Regions from separate parts of the Homo sapiens genome. Here region 2 is linked to region 1. A link is an interaction called in ENCODE POLR2A ChIA-PET data of the cell type or tissue named here. Cell type or tissue: PC-9. All regions are shown on one strand. Each heading gives the region's core, and the rest is flanking DNA. Links, peaks and the distances in the headings are about the cores only. Region 1 overlaps AKAP8L (A-kinase anchoring protein 8 like). Region 2 holds the start of CYP4F8 (cytochrome P450 family 4 subfamily F member 8).

Evidence for each region. ChIA-PET counts read pairs that join two places held together with the same protein. Peaks named below come from ENCODE experiments on the same cell type or tissue, not always from the same donor. Only the 100,000 strongest peaks of a DNase experiment are listed, where the experiment ranks them.
Region 2: POLR2A ChIA-PET joins it to region 1 with 5 read pairs; 2 of 35 experiments call an interaction of 5 or more read pairs at or near these places.

Annotation. Positions count from the first base shown.
Region 1 is chr19:15,413,771-15,416,673 of GRCh38, reverse strand. All of the region lies in intron 1 of AKAP8L (A-kinase anchoring protein 8 like), which reads left to right. Among named protein-coding and RNA genes, the nearest start is that of AKAP8L, 3.8 kb to the left of the region's middle. RefSeq lists enhancers at 1,635-2,134, 2,135-2,636. In PC-9, for the core only: no CTCF peak of the experiment used is centred there; no DNase peak of the experiment used is centred there.
Region 2 is chr19:15,612,984-15,615,886 of GRCh38, reverse strand. It overlaps CYP4F8 (cytochrome P450 family 4 subfamily F member 8), which reads right to left and starts at 669. Exons shown (of 13, transcript NM_007253.4): 1 at 607-669; 2 at 73-271. The coding sequence starts at 270. In PC-9, for the core only: no CTCF peak of the experiment used is centred there; a DNase peak (open chromatin) is centred at 1,176.

The DNA of each region.
Region 1 (2,903 bases), core at 208-2,707:
ACATTTATTGTCTCACACAGTTTCTTTATGTTTGGAATGGATAGGTGATTTCACTGGGTGGTTCTAGCTTGGAATATCATGAGGTTACATTTAGGATCTCTATGTGGACTAGAGTCATCTGAAAGCCTGACTGAGGCTGGAGGTCCCACCTCCAAGGTGACTTAAACTCCCATGCCTGGCAGGCTGATGCTGGCCAATAATTCTTGGCCCCATGGATCTCTCCCTAGGGCTGGCTGCTGGAGTATCCTCACAACATGGTGGCTGGTTTTCTCCAGACTGAATGATCCCAGAAAGAGCAAGGCGAAAATCCCAGAAGTCACACTCAGTCATTTTCATAAATCTTATTGGTTGCACTGGCTAGCTCTATTAGTTGGGAGGGATCTACATAACGTTAAGAGGCAGGAATGGAGACCATCTTTGAGGATGGTTGTCACCCTACTCTTGGCTCAGATAATAAAGATTGAAGGCAACCTAACCTAATTCCAGTTATCTTTTAATTTTTGGTACTCTGTGTTACTCCTTCAAATAAGACTCTTTTTTTTTTTTAGATCAGGCACGGTGGCTCACACTTGTAATCACAACACTTTGGGAGGCCGAGGCAGGAAGATTGCTTGAGGCCAGGAGTTTGAGATGAGCCTGGGCAACATAGCAAGACCCTTTCTCTATAAAAATTAAAAATAAAAAAGTTAGCTCTGCGAGGTTGAGGCTGCAGTGAGCCATGATTGTGCCACTGTGCTCCAGCCTGGATGACAGCGAGACTCTGGGATTTTTTTTTTGTTTTTTTTTTTGAGACGGAGTCTTGCTCTGTCACCCAGGCTGGAGTGCAGTGGCGCCATCTCGGCCCACTGCAAGCTCCGCCTCCCAGGTTCATGCCATTCTCCTGCCTCCGCCTCCCAAGTAGCTGGGACTACAGGTGCCCGCCACCACACCCGGCTAATTTTTTGTATTTTTAGTAGAGACGGGGTTTCACCTTGTTAGCCAGGATGGTCTTGATCTCCTGACCTTGTGATCCGCCCTCCCTGGCCTCCCAAGGTGCTGGGATTACGGGCATGAGCCACTGCGCCCGGCTGACTGGGAGGTTTGCTGGAGCCCAGGAGTTCAACATTGCTGAGCTATGATCATGCCATTGCACTCCAGCCTGGGCAACAGAGCAAGATCCTGTCTCAAGAAAATATATACTCTTTTTTAAAAAGGAGAAAGGAAAAGTATAAAACTGAGAAGCATTTGTTTTGTTTTGTTGAGACAGGGTCTCACTATGTTGCCCAGGTTGGAGTGCAGTGGCACAAAATCATAGCTCACTGCAGCCTCGCCCTCCTGTGCTCAAGTAATCCTCCCACCTCACCTCAGCCTCCCAAGTAGCTGTGACTACATGTGCATGCCACCATGCCTGGCTAATTTTTTATTTCTGAGATGAGGTCTCACTATGTTGCCACGCAGGTCTTGAACTCCTGGGCTCAAGTGATCCTCCCAACTCAGCCTCCCAAAGTACTGGTATTACAGACATGAGCCACAGCATTTGGCCTGCTTTTGTATTTTTGAGCAAAAAAAGTTGACGAGAGATTGGTTAAAAGCAAGGAGTGTTGCTGCAGAACTAGAAATCCATGGTCTCAAAGTGAGAGGATTGCTTAAGCCCAGGAATTCAACACCAGCATGGGTAACATAGTGAGACCCTGTCTCTCAAAACAAAAAAAGAAAAAGAAAACAAAAATTAGCTGGGCCTGGTGGTGCGTGGCTATAGTCCCAGCTATACAGGAGACTGAAGTAGGAGGATCACTTGAGCCCCGGAGGCTGAGGCCACAGTGAGCAGTGATTGTGCCACTGCACTCCAGCCTGGATGACAGTGAGACCCCCTGTCTCTAATAAAAATAGAAAGAAAGAAATCCGTGGGCTAGGCGTGGTGGCTCACGCCTGTAATCCCAGCACTTTGGGAGGCCGAGGTGGGCGGATCACGAGGTCAGGAGATCGAGACCATCCTCGCTAACACAGCGAAACCCCATCTCTGTGAAAAATACAAAAAATTAGCCAGGCGTGGTGGCAGGTGCCTGTAGTCCCAGCTACTCAGGAGGCTGAGGCAGGAGAATGGCGTGACCCCAGGAGGCGGAGCTTGCAGTGAGCCAAGATCGTGCCACTGCACTCCAGCCTGGGCGACAGAGCGAGACTCCGTCTCAAAAACAAACAAACAAAAAAAAAAAGAAATCTGTGATCTAACATTTAGCTTTATAGGGCCATATAGGGCATATTTTATTTTTTTCAACCAGCGCTAATCAGGCTGATAAATTGTACCAAGAGAACACTTTACAAACCAGCTAAGAATTTAGGCCGGGCGTGGTGGCTCACGCCTGTAATCCCAGCACTTTGGGAGACCGAGGCGGGCAGATCTTCTGAGGTCGGGAGTTTGATACCAGCCTGACCAACATGGAGAAAACCCGTCTCTACTAAAAATACAAAATGCGTAGTGGCGCATGCCTGTAATCCCAGCTACTCGGGAGGCTGAGGCAGGAGAATCGCTTGAGCCTGGGAAGTGGAGGTTGCGGTGAACCGAGATCGCACCATTGCACTCCAGCCTGGGCAACAAGAGTGAAACTCCGTCTCAAAAAAAAAAAAAAAAAAAAAAGAATTATTCATAATAGGAGCCAAAACTGGCTACAGAAGGGCCTGCTCTGCGATCTTTGCAGATGGTATTGTGGAACAGAATGTTAATGTGGTGCAGGGTATAGAGTTAGAGCAGAGATTGCCATTGATCTTGGAGGGTTTGATGGATCGTCTTTCCTTCCTAGGGAAGCACCAGGGCCCCTCTCGCCTGAACAGACACAGATATTTTGCTCAGCAGCTTGCTGACTGTATCTTGTGAGGGTGTGGTAGGCTGTCATTTGCAGTTGCAGTACTCACAGATCACATTACCT
Region 2 (2,903 bases), core at 197-2,696, 200 kb before region 1:
CCACCCCCTCAGCCTGAGCCCCATTTCCACCCTTCCACCCTGAGACACTAGATCCATCCTCCTGCCACTCACCAGGCCCAGGTGACCCAAGAACCAGTTCTGTTTCCGGGGCTGCGGGAAACACCGGAGGCGGCGGCCGTTGTGATAGAAGGCATAGGTCCAGGCCAGGATGCGGGCCAGGAGCCAGGAGGCCCCGACCACCAGCAGGAGCAGCCACGGGGATGCTGCCACCGGCCTGAGGCCCAGCCAAGACAGGCTCAGCAGCGACATCCTGCAGGGCAGACGGGATGGAGGGTGAGGTCCTGAGGCCTAGGAAAGGGGCTGGGGAGCTCCAGGACCAATGATGGGTAAACATGGTTAAGAGCATGGAGGGAGATTCAGGGAATCTCAGGGGAAGAGGCCAAGGGAGAGGGGAGAGGAGAAGTGACACAAAATTAGAGATCAAGGAAACTAGAGACCAGAAACCAGACAGCCTCATCTAGAACCACCAGCCAACTTGACCTCTGGTTACCTGCAAGCACCCATCACCAGGGCCAGCTCCCTGGAGCCATCCCAGTCTTGGGCAGTGCCCCTCCCTATCCAGCCCTGCCACCCCCAGCCTGGCACCTTCTGTCAGGAGAAGGTTGTCCCGCACAACCTCCTCTCCTCCTTTGCCAGGAGGTTTTTGCTCCTGGCCCCAGATCTAGGAAACACTTCAGGAGGCTGGGCGGGGCTGGACTAGCCAATCCTCACAGCCTGGATGCCTCCTTTGTGCCAGGGCAGCCAACCAAAACCCGGGGACTGGTGGGGACCATAACTGTAGAAGAACCAATTCAGGGTGACCGAGCATGGCCACTCAGTCCTTGGTACCTCTCATGTAAGGCAGAGGGTAAGTTGGAGGGCAGCCAATGGTGATCTGAGCCCCAAAATGTGCAGCCACCCTGCCTTTCCAAGACCAGGGGAAGGTAGGTAAAGGAATGAAGTGTTCAGATGCCAGGTGAGCTGGGTGAGGCCAAGCCTTCTCCCAAAACATCCCCCAAGTTCCCCTCCAAATGTGGGCCAGGAGAATGCTGTGCACCATTTCTCAGTGCAGATTTAGGAGATTCAGAGACAGAAGCCTGTTGCCCTCCACTGCCAGCCTGGCAGGAATTCAAGTCCTGCCTCCCAGCAGCCCAGGACCTAGGCTGAGACCTGACTGACAGGAGCAGGAACAAAGAATGCAGCACCACTGGGGATTACCCAGGGTCAGATTCTGGAGATAACGAGACCAGCTGGGAAAGCAACCTGGATGCTGGGCTCAGCATAGGAGGACAGAGGGGGCCTGTGAAGGGTAACGCTGAGGGAAGCTGAGAGCAGACGAGGTCGAGACAGTGGAAGGCAGAGCCAGGGGACCCTGAGTGGAGTCTCCTTCTGCTCTGTCCTTGCTTTGATGATGGGCAGTACTGCCCCTCCTGGGCTCAGGCTTTTTTTTTTTTTTTTCTTGAGACGGAGTCTTGCGCTGTCACCCAGGCTGGAGTGCATTGGCGCGACGGGATGGAGGGTGAGCTCGGCTCACTGCAAACTCTGCTTCCTGGGTTCAAGCGATTCTCCTGCCTCAGCCTCCCGAGTAGCTGGGATTACAGGCGCCCACTACCACGCCCAGCTAATTTTTTGTATCTTTAGTAGAGACAGGGTTTCACATGTTGGCCAGGCTGATCTCGAACTCCTGACCTCGTGATCTGCGCACCTCGGCCTCCCAAATTGCTGTGAGCTCAGATTTTGCATTTGGGAGATGGGATGTGGAATGAGGGGCTTTAGAGGGGGACAGAGGAGGAGTCTTCAGAGGAAAGAGCCTCAAAAAGAGGAGGTGAAGGGAAGGAGCTGGCAACATGCACTTTAACTGTAAGGCTCAGTTACTCAAAGTGTGGTCCAGGGACCTGCGCCATGAGCATTACCTGAGAGCTGGCAGGAAATGCAGAATCCCATGCCCCAATCCAGAAATACTAACTCAGGATTGCATCTTAATAGAACCCCAGGAAATCCCTATACAATCCTTCAAGTTTAAGTAGACTTGTTTTAAGATTCCTGGCTCCAGGCTTTGCAGGGATGCTGGGAGTTAACCCCTTAACCTTTCTGATTCTCAGGGCTTCTTTCAGTTATAAAATAAAAAGAAAAATCTATGCCTCTCAGGGCTGTTCATGCAACTATATGTTTCTTGAGCACCTACTATGTGCCAGGCACTGGGGATGCAACAGTGAGTGCTCAGCTGTCAAAGGTATCACATCACGTAAAGAGACAGGCAATGATCCAATAAATCAGACAATCCAATAAATCAGAGAATCAGGGAGGGCTTCCAGGAGGAGGTGACCTTTTAGCAGAGACATGAATGAAGAGGGAGACCCTCCAAGGGCAGCCATGGGATGCGGCACCCAGCTGCGCAAAAATGCACATGAGTTCTTCTTCCTTTGCAGTTCATGCTGAGATCACCAACACATGGGACCACACAATTCATCCTTGGGAAGGCCAAGGTGGGAAGTGAAATCTGGCCCAATATTGAAGCCATAAGCATATGTTGAACTTTCATGAGCCATGAGCAAGGACTCACACCCCAGCAGGACTCTGCAGCCTGGGAGAAGCCAAGTTTCATCACTGAGGTCCTGATTCCTGGACCAGGTAGCAGAACAGGAAATTGAGGCCAAGGGCAGGAGAGATAGTCCAGAGGGAGCTCTCTACTCTGGGAGTTTTGTGCCTGAGAAGGCTGGAGTCTCCCCAAGATTTCTCATCCAACCAGGAATATCTCAGGGGCCAAATCACACAGCCTGGCTTATGGAAAGTCCCCTAGTGAGTATTGGAGGGAGGGGAGTCACTCATGGGAAAACAGAAGCTGGTGCTTCTCTGCAGGGGCCCTTCCACCCCTACCCAGAGTGGGGCAGTGGGAAAGTGCA